2 separate regions of the Homo sapiens genome follow, and region 2 is linked to region 1. The links are chromatin contacts, found by Hi-C or POLR2A ChIA-PET in ENCODE. All regions are on one chromosome and are shown on one strand. The core of a region is the stretch at or near the end of the contact, and the rest is flanking DNA. Distances in the headings are between cores, read along the strand shown. Region 1 overlaps LOC107986432 (a long non-coding RNA gene). Region 2 holds the start of LUCAT1 (lung cancer associated transcript 1).

What was found. A loop is a pair of places that touch in the nucleus more often than their neighbours do. ChIA-PET counts read pairs that join two places held with the same protein, here RNA polymerase II (POLR2A). Pooled maps may share reads with other maps.
Region 2: a map of heart right ventricle shows a loop between it and region 1 (15-fold over the local background). The contact joins the promoter of LUCAT1 here to the enhancer-like site in region 1. A Hi-C loop is called at or near these places in 3 of 168 maps with a recorded cell type or tissue (Right ventricle myocardium inferior, heart left ventricle and heart right ventricle) and 7 of 50 pooled maps. POLR2A ChIA-PET finds 5 or more read pairs at or near these places in 5 of 52 experiments (AG04449, Panc1, T-cell and 2 more).

What each region holds. Positions count from the first base shown.
Region 1 is chr5:91,242,782-91,250,028 of GRCh38, reverse strand. LOC107986432 (a long non-coding RNA gene) reads left to right here. Exons shown (of 7, transcript XR_001742795.2): 2 at 5,019-5,209; 3 at 7,027-7,088. Among named protein-coding and RNA genes, the nearest start is that of LUCAT1, 68 kb to the left of the region's middle. Within about 2 kb of position 4,773, at least 2 of the 41 ENCODE cell types and tissues checked have a DNase peak (open chromatin) inside an H3K27ac peak, as active enhancers do.
Region 2 is chr5:91,310,809-91,318,055 of GRCh38, reverse strand. It overlaps LUCAT1 (lung cancer associated transcript 1), which reads left to right and starts at 3,654. Exons shown (of 5, transcript NR_103548.1): 1 at 3,654-3,976; 2 at 4,279-4,418; 3 at 4,827-4,978. RefSeq lists enhancers at 3,355-4,142, 3,030-4,229, 5,674-6,218, 5,581-6,780.

The DNA.
Region 1 (7,247 bases), core at 3,524-6,023:
AGGGTCTTGCACTGTTGCCCAGGCTGGAGTGCCATAGTGTGATCTTGGCTCACTGCAGCCTTCTCCTTCCAGGTCAAAAGTGATCCTCCCATCTCAGCCTCCCAAGTAGCTGGGACCACAGGCATGAGCCACCACTCCTGGCTAATTTTTGTATTTTTGGGAGAGATGAGGTTTTACCATGTTGCCCAGGCTGGTCTTGAACTCCTGACCTCAAGTGATCTACCCACTTCCACCTCCCAAAGTACTGCGATTACAGGTGTGAGCCATCATGCCCTGCCCATATTTATAATTTCTAATAGCTCCTTTATTCCTGTCTTTTTAACAAAGTATCCTATTCTTTTATGGCTGTTCTATATTATCTCTCTGAAGATATAAGAAACTTAAAAATTATTTTTCTTCTCTTTGCACGGTCTCCGTTTCCTTGAGAACATTTTTTTTTCTCGTTTCTTTGTTTTGGTTTCTCTTTCACATATTCCTCAGTATTTCATAGTGATCCTTGGCCGCCTGCTCTCACTAAAAATGGAGCATTAAAGAGATCATTTGGGTTGGGCATGGTGGCTCATGCCAACACTTTGGGAGGCTGAGGTGGGTGGATCACTTGAGGCCAGGAGTTCAAGACCAGCCTGGGCAACATGGTAAAACCCCATCTCTACCAAAAATACAAAAATTAGCCAGGTGTAGTGGCTCGTGCCTATTGTCCCAGCTACGAGGGAGGCTGAGGTGGGAGGATCACTTTAGCCCCCAAGGGAGGAGACTGCAGTGAACTGTGATTGTGCCACTGCACTCCAGCCTGTGTGACAGAGTGAAACCCTGTCTCAAAAAAAAAAAAAAAGATAATTTAGAGTTCCATGTCCATGTATGGGACTTACTGACCAGGAGATTTATTATGAGATGTTTTGGCTGCAACATTTTATTCGGGAAGCCCTGACTATAGTATATCTTATATTATATATAACATATATGTTATATATAACATATATAACATATATAATATAAGATCTATGTATATATACCTTATAGTGCCCATAAGTATTTTTATGACACCTGGAAGAGAGTCTTCCATTTTCCTGCCTTGCAGGTAAAAACTGGTGGCTAATGTTTCAGTCAGAAGGCTGGTGGAGAAATGGTAGTGTCTCAATCTTTAGTATGTACCCATTTTATTTAATCTGTTTTCAATATGGTAGCCTGCTCTCACAGTGCCCTGTGCCCTCTGGTCAAGAAATACTGTTCTATTCTTTCTAGGTGATGAACCTTCAGTGTTGTGCTGGAGTAAGAAAATGGCAATCCCTTGACTACAAGGAGTTGCCAGACTCTGGGTATATAACTGCTTCTTAAACATTGACTCAATCTTCCTTCTTAAGGCCCAACTTTATTCCCACTTCCAAAATTACCAGACACGATTACTGGGAGCTGTTTGTGGGTTTGGAGGCATACATTGCATTGCTTTTTTAATTCCTCTACAGTCATTGTAGAGTATGAAGCTTCCTGAATTATGTTGAACCCATTTGGTTTCAGATTCCTATTCAAATTTCTCATCCTTTTTGTCCTTGTAGACAAATCTTCCTTTTCGTTTGTCTTGGTGTTCTGCAGTTTAGCTAGGATGGGTTTAAGTGTAGGTTTTGTTTACCTTGCATTGGGTTTCTTATGTTCCTGAATGTGATGATTTGTGTCTTTTATCAATTCCAGAATATTATCAGCCACTTTTTATTTTTTTATTTTTTTAGAGGAAGTCTAGCTCTGTCACCCAGGCTGGAGTGCAGTGGCTCAATCTCATCTCACTGCAACCTCTGCCTCCTGGGTTCAAGCGATTCTTCTGCCTCAGCCTCCTAAGTAGCTGGAACTAGAGGTGTGCACCACCACGCCTGGCTAATTTTGCGTATTTTTAGTAGAGACGGGGTTTCACCATGTTCGGGGACTGGTCTCGAACTCCTGACCTTGTGATCTGCCCGCCTCAGCTTTCCAAAGTGCTAGGATTACAGGCGTAAGCCACCGTGCCTGGCCAAAAATAACCTCTTTAAACACATTCGACATGCTTATTATCATTTCAGAATCTATGTCTTTGCAGATTTGCTTCTGTTACCATTCTGCTTTCTTTCTGTTTTTGTTTCTCTTGCTCTCCGTGGCTTCTTTTGTTGTTGTTTTGAGATTTTTCCAATCTGTACTCTTGTTCCTTGGAAGTTTATCTGTGAAAGCTCTTTGCGACCTAAATTTAAAACATCTACAAGTTCTTCTATCAGTACCACTTGGAAACACTGCCAACCTAGAACCATTTTAATGTAAATTTTTAGTTTGGGCACTTTGAGCCATACAGAGAGTGTAAATTCTGACCCTAAGTTCAGGTTGAGGGCCACTTGAGGTTACATATTACCGAGAGAGACCTCTCACCCTCATCCATAATTAAGACCAAGGAAAGCAAGTTTCTTTACTATTTTCCTTTTTCTTAGTTGCCTCATTAAAGAGAACAAAATTGTTTCTGGTTGGAGGAGGGTCTCAAATAAGAACTGCAATAGTTAATAGGCCCTCATGTTTATCTTTTTTTTTTTTTTTTTGAGACAGAGTCCCACTCTGTTGCCCAGGCTGGAGTGTAGTGGGGTGATCTCAGCTCACTGTAACCTGTGTCTCCCAGGTTCAAGCAATTCTCCTGCCTCAACCTCCCAAGTAGCTGGGATTACAGGTGCCCACCACCACACCCTGGCTGTTTTTTGTATTTTTAGTAGAGACGGGGTTTCACCATGTTGGCTAGGCTGGTCTTGAACTCCTGATCTGCCCACCTCGGCCTCCCAAAATGCTGGGATTACAGATGTGAGCCACCACACCTGGCCTATCTTTTATCATTTGTACTAAACCATTAAGTCTGAAGCTTTAGACCCCCTAGAATTTGTAGATTTCAATCCGCTGCATCCCATCTCCACTCCAGGCAGTGGGGATATGGTAAGCTATCTCAATGGCGTACACAGCAACGTTTAGTTCTTGTTCACATCACAGTTCTTTATGGAATAGTCAGGTCTTCCCAGAGATTCTCTTCCAAGCGGTGGTCTTGTATTTTGTGTGCTTACGTTGCAGAGCTCCAGTACCTGGAACATTTGGCTTTCAAAGGCATTACAGAAGTATCTGTAGGAAGAATTGTAGGACTAAGAAGGAAGTTTTCAAGGCAACACTTCTGTTTATGTTTTATTGCCAGATTTTTGCCCCAGTCAAATTTATATGAGGCCAAGAGGCCGTTCATGGTGGTTCATGCCTGTAATCTCAGCACTTTGGGAGATGGAGGCTGGCAGATCACTTGAGGTCAGGAATCCGAGACCAGCCTGGGCAACATGGTGAAACCTCGTCTCTACTAAAATTACAAAAATTAGTAGGGTGTGATGGTGCACACCTGTAGTCCCAGCTACTCAGGAGGCTGAGGCACGAGAATAGCTTGAACCTGGGAGGCGGAGGTTGGAGTGAGCCAAGATTGTGCCACTGCACTCCAGCCTGGGTGACAGAGCGAGGCTCCGTCTCAAAAAAATAAAATAAATAAATAAATAAAATAAAATAAAAATGAATTTATAGGAGGTCAAGAAATATAGTCTTCTTGTGTGCTGAGGAAAAGGAATTGGTGAATACATAGCATTATCTCTGTCACCAAGGAGGGCTCTAGGGACTCTAATGGATTTAGAAAATGTAAATTTGCGAAATGAAATGAAAAAAATGAGTAAGAAATCAGTGAAATAGTTTATAACCCATCTATTGCAGTTGAATTTATAATATGTCAAATCTGATTCAAACCAGGAGAATTGATTCCCAGATTCCTTGAGCATCCTTGCTCCAAGGCTGTTTTATGTTAATGACATGCTGTGAGCTAGTTTGGGAACCAGTATGGTGATGCTTCGAGAATTATCAGGACAGAAATAAGATGAATTTTCTGGACTTACATTTCTGGGAGATATCCACAGATTTTGTTAAGCATTAAAACTCTGACCCCTACTGTTCTTCTATGCTTTTTTCATGAAACCCATTAGCCTAACCCCCAAACATATAGTCCTCTCTCTCACCTTTTAATCTGTACATGTCTTGTTCTCTGTGCTTGGAGTTCTTTATTACTGTTTGCCCTCATGTTAGGCTTGTAATCACCAAAAGTTTATATGTAATCTTTTCTCAGAAGTCTTTTTGGAGTCCCCCAAAAAGAATTGCTTGTGTTTTCTATGTGTTTTCAAATATCGTTGTTGGTTTTACTTATTTATATGGTTGTGGTCTTCATCACACCGCCTTATTCCCTAAAACACAGTTATACTCATAATTAGGGTGTGATCACATTGGAAGTAAAGATTGAGTCTTTTTGTGTTTTTTCTCCATAATCTAGGATAGTTCTAGACACATAGAAGGTGCTCAATAAATGTCTGCGGCTCAGTGATAACTCTAGCTTAACAGAGTTCTCCATGCACATGGTGAAATTATTCAGTTCAGTCTAGCTGAGGGGATTAACTAACTGCATCGTAGCCCCGCTCCATAATCCACATGATTGTGGTCAGATCACTTTAATTATAAGGGAAGAAGACACAATCTCTACCCTTAATAAACTTTATCTCTAGAAAAGAGATATAAAACACACCCAAGTATACACACAGATATACAAAGAAGTTACAATTAAATTTAAATGTACGAGTGCTTGTTAAGCAGAAAGGAGGGAAAGACGGAGTGCACTGGGGGAAAAGAAAACCTATGATGTGAGGTGAACATGCACAGGCAACTGTGGCAGTGTACCCAGCCTGGCTGTCCTCATTCACCCCTCAGCTGCATGCTGACGAAACAGTCACTCTGTCTGTTTGGAAGCTAAAACATTTTTAGCAGGCTTGGAGTGCAGACATGACCACATTTAGCTCCTCAATGCTGCTCCTGATTGACAGTCCCTAAAATGGAAAGCTGGAAATTTGGTCATATATGAGTTTAATATCTCATCAGAAAGAATTTAAAAAGCAAAGTGTATTGACCTTTTTTTTGTTTTGTTTTTGTTTAGTTAATATCATTTTTCTATCATGCAGCTTGAAATAACACGGTGCTAAGCATGGATTTTTCCACCGAATGAGGAAATTCTAATTCTAATTGTTAGTCTCTTTATCAATGACGCCAAGTGGCAAGGAACATCACCATCTTTGGAGACCTAGTGGTGGAGTTAAACTACTACAGGGAAACAACTTTACGTATAGAGGAGTTGAGCTTCCTAGAGGAAAAGGTACATCTGTTTTTTGTTTCTCTTCCTTTTTCCTGATACAACTTAGCAGAGCAGCACAAGTTTGTAGGTGTGGAACCACCACTTTACCCAACACATGCCCCAGAAAATTACCCAATTCCTGTCTATTCTGCTTCCCTTGGCACCCCTTTTCACCTCCCATTCCAATCCTGTCAGTCTCAATCAACTTTTACTGCTGACGTATGGGCCCGGCTGCTGAATGCCTTGACTAGAATCCTGAAGAGTAATCACATCTGTTGTTACAGTTGTAGTGGTGGTGGTGATAGTGGTGGTATGTGTATGTGGCTTAGGTGGGGGACAAGGAATGTTACATGACAGCTTGTTTCCACTCCATGTTCTTCAACAGTAACTATACATCAGAATTTAGTATCTGGAGATTAAAAACAACAACAGCAACAACAGCAACAAAAACTAAGTAATAGAGATGTTCATTTCCAGTAGTGACAAACTAGTAATTCAGACCAAACCTCCTACTGAGTTTTAATAGAAAAGATGGGGGAAAATCCATTTGAAGGTATCTGAAAGCTAAAGAAGTAGGGCATAATTAGTTCACGATTTGGAAAAAATAAAAATCAAGAGACCTTGTGCCTTATGATTGAGGCTGCTTTTCTCCTAGAGACATTTGAAAATTCCAGAAAAGGTATCTGGGGTATAAAAGTCCTTCCCAAGTGGAAGCTTATCAAACTCTTTGCACATAAGGTTGTAACTCCAAAGAACTATAGCCAGGAATAAGGGTGAAGTAGAAGCCAACTGGCTCTCTCAAAGACTGTAGCCCAGTTCCAAATTACTTTTATCACTGAAATTATCTTAAGTGTTTCCAGATTGCTAGAGGTCCCAAATGTCCCAAATGCAAACTTTTTCCTGGGTAAAGTTGACATTATGCTAGACCTCAAATTATGTCAACATATAATTTTTAAAACACAAGTTCTGATGCACAATAGAAAATAACCAAGACTCTAAGAAGACAGAACTTCATGAAAAATAACTAAAAACAGTCTTGCAAACACTCCAAAAATTAGGGTCCTCAAACATTGATTTTAAAAGCTATGCTTTCTTACATTCATAGAGATAAAAGACAAGATTTGGAATTATAGCTGAGAGCTAAAAATATTAAACCATGGTAAACTGAAAAGGGATCAAATAGAAAAGCTAGAATTTGCAAATGCAGTAACTAAAATTAAGAACAAAATATATGGATTTAACAGCAGATTAAACACAATTGAAGAGAGAATCTGTGATCTGAATGGTAGGACAGAAGAAAATATGCAGAAAATCATAAATCACAATTAATGGCAGACAAAAAAAAGAGAGAAATGATGAGATTACAGTGAGAAAATATGATATACATGTGGAATCCAAGAAGTAGAGGAGAGTGAAATAGGACAGAAACAATATTTGAGAAAATAATGGCTAAGGATCTTCCAAAGTTGATAAAGAACAATAAGCCTATATTCAATAATTCCTAAGGATAAATAAAAAGAAATTCATACCTAGGCTCATCATTGTAAAACTGATGTAAATAACAATAATAAGGTAAATTTTAAAAGCAGCCAGAAGAGAAAAGACAGATTACTTTCAAGGAAAACAATTTGACATAGTACTTTTCAAAAGAAATAATGAAAGCCAGAAAACAATGGGATGATATTTCCAAAGAACCCAAAGAAGATAACCTATAGTTTATACACAGGGAAAATATCCTCCAATAATGAAGATGAAATAATGACATTTGTTTTTTAAGCAAAAACTGATATAATTGATCTCTAGCAGACCTACAATAAAGAAAATACTTCTTTTGGCAGAAGGAAAATCATTCCTAATGGAAGATCAACTATTCAAGAAAGAAAGAAGAGCAATGAGAAAGGTAAATATGCGGGCGTACCTAAATGGAAGTTGACTAAATATACTAATCATCGTATCTTGTGTAATTTAAATATTATTGGAAGACAATTCTTTATAGGCCTCCCTGCATGATTTGTGAGCAAAGGCACTAAAAGTTTTGTTTCAGACTATTTTTAATGAA
Region 2 (7,247 bases), core at 2,405-4,904, 69 kb before region 1:
GGCAGATCGCTTGAGCTCAGGAATTCGAGACCAGCCTAGGCAACATGGTGAAACCCCATCTCTACAAAATAAAAACAAAACAAAACAATTCAGCTGGGCGTGGTGGCACACACCTGTAGTCCCAGCTACTCAGCTACTCAGGAGGCTGAAATGGGAGGATCACTTGAGCACAGGGAGATCAAGACCACAGTGAGCCCAGATCGCGGCCTGCACTCCAGCCTGGGTGACAGAGTGAGACCCTGCTTCAAACAACAACAACAAAACAACAACAAAGACCTCGCCCCCAACTTCACCTTCCCACCTACCCTCACCTCCAACTCCAAAAACAAACAAACAAACAACTTTGTAAAGTGTGTACTCCAGAATACCTACCATTGTTATTCCTTGGTTGTGAGATTATATGTTTCAGAGTTTCTTCTATGTGTGTGTGTTTTTTGTTTTTTTTTTTTTTTTTGAGACAGAGTCTCACTCTATTGCCCAGACTGGAGTCCAATGGTGTGAGCCACCGTGCCCAGCCTTACATATGTATTTTTAAATGTTTACAGTAACCTAATGAAACAACATGTTGTTTTACTTTGTTTCATTTTAAAATACTGCTTAAAATTATTATAAGTAAACCAAAGTGGATTTCCTAAGGACTCATAGCTACAGAATATCTCAAAGCAGAAAAAGTAAAACTTGCAAGTGAATTAGAATCACAAAAAGTCTGAATATTTTCTGTTTTCATTGTTGTTACCCAAACATTTATCTCAAGTGGAAATATTTCCCTCTGGGCTCCAAAAGAGATTTGTAAAATTACTACTGCCTGCCAAAAGAAATTAATATTGCAAATAGTAATTAAACTCTGGGGGGTAAATAAAAAACCACAATTCACAATTATCCTTGAGTGGAATCTGCAAAGGTTGGAGGTAAGTGGAGAGCTCCTCTTTCAAAGTCAAATCAAGTCAATAGTGTTAAGCACCACAGTGTGGACAGGACCCACTGGACTAAACTCTGAGGAAACACAAAATGTGTGACCCAAAGTCCTTGTTCGCCAGAGACAATACTTATGTAGCCAAGGAAATTCCTGTTAGAAAACGGTTTGCAGTGAGTAGGAAGGATGGTGTAGAGGTGAATAGTGGGGTTATGGATAGTGTGGATTGTCATTCCTTTGATCTGAACCAGGGGTTGCAAAAACATAATCCGAAATTTGAATCAGCCCTTGCAGACAAGTTAAAGCATTTATAATGCTTAAAAGTGTGTTAGAAACCAGCTGGGTGTGGTGGCTTATACCTGTAATCCCAGCACTTTGGGCGAGTGGATCACTTGAGGTCAGGAGTTCGAGACCAGCCTGGCCAACATGGTAAAACCCCATCGCTACCAAAAAGAATAAAAAATTAGCCAGGTGTGGCAGTGTGCACCTGTAATCCCAGCCACTCAGGAGGCTGAGGCAGGAGAATCGCTTCAACCTGGGAGGCAGTGAGCCGAGACCATGCCACTGCACTCCAGCCTGAGTGACAGAGCGAGACTCCATCTCAAACAAACAAAAAAGTTAGAAACCTATTTAGCTTATTTCGGGCATAGCACAGAGCAGCTAGTCCAAATCACAAATTTAAGTTTTCTGTTCCTATAGGTATAGTTTTTGAGTCTCGTATCTAAGCTATCCTTGAATCCCTACTTGAAAGTTGACCAACATTTGTCAAACAAAAAAATCTAGAGAATACTGCTCTTTAATGACCAACATGAAAGTACTGTGCTACTAAATTTTATATTTATTTATTTATTTACTTATATTGAGACAGGGTCTCTTTCTGTCACCCAGGCTGGAGTGCAGTGGTATGATCATGGCTCACCACAGCCTCCATCTCCTGGGCTTAGGTCATCTTCCAGCCTCAGCCTCCCATGTAGCTGGGAACACAGGTGCATGCCACCATATCCAGCTAATTTTTTGATATTTTTGTAAGGACAGGGGTGTCACTCTTGCCTGAGCTGGTCTTAAACTCCTGAGCTCAAGAGATCCTCCCACCTCGGCCTCCCAAAGTGCTAGGATTATAGGTGTGAGCCACCATACCCAGCCTACTAAATTTTAATAATGGTAACTTCTGCAATTTTCAGGAAATAGCTACTAGGTAGGATTTCCTCCTAGGCCACTTTTCTCTTTTCTTTTTTTCCCCCTTCCCTTTCCCCTTCTTCTCCTTCCCCTTTTTCCTCTTCCCCTTCCCCTTCTTCTCCTTTCAGAAGGAGTCTCGCTCCATCACCCAGGCTAGAGTGCAGTGGGGTGATCTGGGCTCTCTGCAACCTCCATCTCCCAGGTTCAAGCGATTCTACTGCCTCAGCCTCCGAGTAGCTGGGATTATAGGAGTGCACCAACACATCTGGATTTTTTGGATTTTTTGTAGAGACAGGGTTTCACCATGTTAGGTCAGACTGGTCTCCAACTCCTGATCTCAAGTGATCTGCATGCTCCGGCCTCCCAAAGTACCGGGATTATAGGAGTGAGCCACCACACCTGGCCTCTAGGCCACGTTCTTAAAGCTTTGTCCTGTCACCATTTATCTGCCAGGGACAAAAACAAAGAAACAAACAGAAGTAAGCCGATATCAAGTAGAAAAAAAAGCAAAACAAGTTAAGATTCTATTATGCTAGGAAGGTAGGTATAGATAAGTTCCTATAGGACCCTAATGGTCAGGATATTGAATTTCGACTTTATCCTGAAGACAATAGGGAGTCTTTGATATGGAGACAGACTAGAAATGTAAAATCAGTCTCTACATTTCAGAAACAAGGCTGAGTGCCGTGGCTCATGCCTAGAATCCCAGCACTTTGGAAGGCCGAGGCGAGCGGATCACTTGAGGTCAGCAGTTTGAGATCAGCCTGGCCAACATGGCGAAACTTCGTTTCTACTAAAAATACAAATAGCCAGGTGTGGTGGCAGGCGTCTGTAATCCCCGGTACTCAGGAAGCTGAAGCAAGAGAATTGCTTGAACCCAGGAGGCAGAGGTTGCACTGAGCCAAGATCACACCATTGCACTCCAGCCTGGGCAACAGAGTGAGACTCAGTCTCAGTAACAAAATCTAGGCTGGGCGTGGTAGCTCACGCCTGTAATCCCAGCACTTTGGGAGGCTGAGGTGGGCGGATCACCTAAGGTCAGGAGTTCCGGAGCAGCCTGGGCAACATGGTGAAACCCCGTCTCTACTAAAAATGCAAAAATTAGCTGGGTGTGGTGGCATGCGCCTGTAGTCCCAGCTACCAGGGGAGGCTGAGGCAGGAGCATCACTTGAACCCGGGAGGTGGAGGTTGCGGTGAGCCAAGATCACACCACTGTACTCCAGCCTGGCTACAGAGTGAGACTCCATCTCAAAAAAGAAAAAAAAAAAAGAAAATCTATTGACAAGATTGACAAGAGTTCATTTTAAAGATGATTCTCTACACTTGGAGCATGGGATCTTGCCTGTCAGCAATTTTCAGCCGTCTCCAGATTAGTAACTGTGACTTGCCACCCTGGTTGATGGGCTGGCAGGAAGGAGTGTGTCATATCAGAGATTGCCACAGACACCCAGGGCAATGTGATTTGTCACTTAAAGAGGACGGCAGATCAAGAGCATCTCATCCTCCGGCTGCTGAGTCATCCTGCTCTGGCAGTTATTTAAACAGAAGGCTCCAGGAGACATACAATCAACACTCCACTCAGACAATGCCCAGACCTCCAGAAACCATGTGTCAAGCTCGGATTGCCTTAGACAGGTGCAATTTAAGAACAGCTTTCATCCTCTTTTCTCTCATATTGTCACACTATGTGTTCTGACTTCTGGCTCCTTTCCTCACAAGAAGCTCACCCAGCTGGAACTCTTATGGGACCTTGGCACCAGAGACCACAAATTCCTCTTTGAAGTTTTCTAACAGCAACAATGGTATTTCTGACTTGGCTTTCTTGTATTTCTCTCACGTTAACAAAATTGGTTCAGCATCTACCATGGGCTACATGCTGAGCTACAGGTAAGGTTTGGCTAAAGGATGAATAAGAACCCCTCCTTGTCTTCAGGAGTTTGTCTAGCAGAGGAGTCTGTCATGTAATCAGGAAACTCCAGTACACAACGTGATAGCTCTAAGACAGGTATATACAAGATGATGTTCTGGACCTTAACTGTTTGGGGAGTACTACTGCCTTTGTCTAAAAGCCATCACCCTTTTTATATGCCATTTGGGAGGAACTGGGGGGACGTGGGAGGCTTCAAAGGGTTATGGGAGGATGGACATTTTAAAAGGGCTTTTCTTTTCTTTTTTTTTTTTTGAGACAGAGTTTCGCTCTGTCGCCCAGGCTGGAGTGCAGTGGCGCGCGATCTCGGTTCACTGCAAGCTCCACCTCCCGGGTTCACGCCATTCTCCTGCCTCAGCCTCCTGAGTAGCTGGGACTACAGGCGCCCGCCACCACACCCAGGTAATTTTTTGCATTTTTAGTAGAGACGGGGTTTCACCGTGTTAGCCAGGATGGTCTCGTTCTCCTGACCTCATGATTCACCCGCCTTGGCCTTCCAAAATGCTGGGATTACAGGCGTGAGCCACTGTGCCCTGCCAAAGGCCTTTTCAAATCTAACGATGTACTCACATTTCCACCTGTCTGCCAGCCCTTGTCCAGTTTGACCTGGGCACTCACTGCTGCTCTGGTGGTGAGTACTGCTGATGGTTCTTTTCCCTGCCCATCCTTGAGGTGCTCGCTTCAATATGTCAAATGAGGACTCTCATTACATTTGGCTGTCATACATCAGCCACAACTGTCCTGCCCAGAAGAGCTGGCCTTGGCTTTAAAGCCTACATCCTGGCTGACCTTCTTTACTGCTTTATTAAGGAATCCAACTTGCTGTTTGCTATCACATGTGCTATACATGCTGTTGATGAAACTGCTAAAGGGGCTGAATGTGACTGACGTCTTTGGAAGGATGAGACTTAGCGTGCCTGTACAGTTGTGTCCAAATGCTGTCCTCATCTCCCAATGAAAAGGTATTGTAAATAAAGAGAAAGATCAGAGGCTTATTTTAAACACTAAATATGAGCTAGGAGCTGTCCTAGACACTATGTAAAAGTTTTATTTAGTTCTCACTGTAATGTTGGCCTTATGTTAGCATCCCATTTTTCAGACTGAGGAAATTATGGCTCAGAGAGGTTAAGAGACTTATTGAAGGTCACACAGCTCCACAAACTTTGGTGTAGATTGAACGTGTACATGGGTCTATGTGACTTTGAATCTTGCATTCTTTACATTATTGGAATATTTCACAGAAGGAAAATGACATATTAACATGGCAATAAGATTTCTGGTTCCAGTCTGGTTACTGGTCTTCCAAGAGTGTTATAGGATGTATAGCCTGAGCTCTGAAGCTTTGTTCTGAAGCATGCTATCAATATGAACAAATTGGTATGGAAGGAAGCCACAAATTATATACTAAAATCTAGTTCATCAGAGGAAAATATAGTTAAATACATTTACATTCCCAGAACTGTTAATATTGAAGAATAAAACACACAGTGGGAAAGAGACGAAGAGAAAATACGCCTGTTTTTATGACTTGTTGATATCTACAGGGTTTTTCCTTAAGCCTCACAACAATTTACAGCATTGCCAGCAGCATTCAGTACATTCAGAACAGGATAATTTCACCCGCAGCTGAACTAGGGCCATGCCTGGGACAGACAGAGAATGGCCTTCCAGCAGACATGCCAAGAAGCAAGCCAGGGTCAGTGAGTGAAGAGGAGGGCAGGCCCATTTGAAGCAACACAGTTTATGTAAGTGTGATCTAACTGCTTTCACTGGAAATGGGTCAGACTCCAGTTGAGAGAACCAGGGGCCTGAATGACCCCAGCAAAATCACTGTGGCAATTCTTTCAATCACCTCTGAGAATATGGCCCTGTGACGACATAATGACGTTTGGATTAATTCCAGTCGGCTGTGTTTTCCCCTCCTTTCTTGCCTCCCCGTAGTTGATTTGCCAAATTTTTTTTGTTTGCTTAAATACGCGGAACTAAACAGGATACATTATATGACAGTCTGTGATAAATTTACCACTGGGAATAGGGAAAAAGTATGGGATAAAGAAATAGGTATTTTTCGCCTCTCACAGCTGTGATTCAGTTCTGACTCAAAAGGAAGTGTGCCACCTACTGAATCACAGAAACCACTTCCTGTGGCTGTTTGGTTTATTCTGGAGGAGCATCAGGCCAAGTGCTGCCCTGCCCTGACCCTGACTGGCTCTTCAGAGCCAAGGCATTCACAGCTTGAGGTGGTTTGGCCTCAGACTCTTGAGAACATTGCATATTAAATTACAAGTGTTTCGTTTCCTAGCAAGGAGTCTTTAGCAACATGAAAACGAACGTGTGTTATTTGCAAACCAAGTATATCATTACTGAACCTGAATATCCTTACTTTTTCATAAGGTACGTATTCCGGATGACCACTCTTAAGATCTGAATGTACACTGGTTCTGTTTTTCCTGAGGGGAACTTGGGCAGTCTGCAGGGTGGCATTTACCAGCTGAGGGACTTCAAGAGCACCCTTTAATCAGTGTGGCAGCACTCAACTTGTATTCACTCACTCAGAGTATTTTTGAGCATGTACTTATTGCCATGTGCTGTGCTAGGTAGGGGTAGAGGGTACAGTGGTGAACAAGACCCCACAGCTCCTGACCTCATGGCTCATGTGTTCTACACCATAAGGGAATCAAGCTGTGTCTCCCGGGGCAGGGGCCTTCCTCTGTTCACCATGCAGCCCCAGCATCTAGCACCTGGCGTTGCATAAAGGAGGCTCTAAATCAAGCTTGTCCAACCCAAGGCCCACGGGCCACATGTGGCCCAGGATGGCTTTGAATGCAGCCAAACACAAATTTGTAAACTTTCTTAAAACATTATAAGATTTGTGTGTATGTGTTTTAGTCCATCAGCTATTGTTAGTGTTCATGTATTTTATGTGTGGCCCAAGACAATTCTTCTATGTGGCCCAAGGAAACCAAAGATTGAACACTCCTGCTCTAAATACTTGTTTGTTGAATAGATACATGAAAAGAAAGAAGGAGAGAAGGAAGAAAGGAGGGCGGAAGGAAAGGAAGAAGGGAGAGAAGAAGAGAAGAAAGAAGCAGAGAAAGGAAGAGAAAAGAAATTACGGCCAGTGCGGTGGCTCACGCCTGTAATCCTAGCACTTTGGGAGGCCTAAGCGGGCTGATCACCTGAGGTCAGGAGTTCGTAAGCCAGCCTGGCCAACATGGTGAAACCCTATCT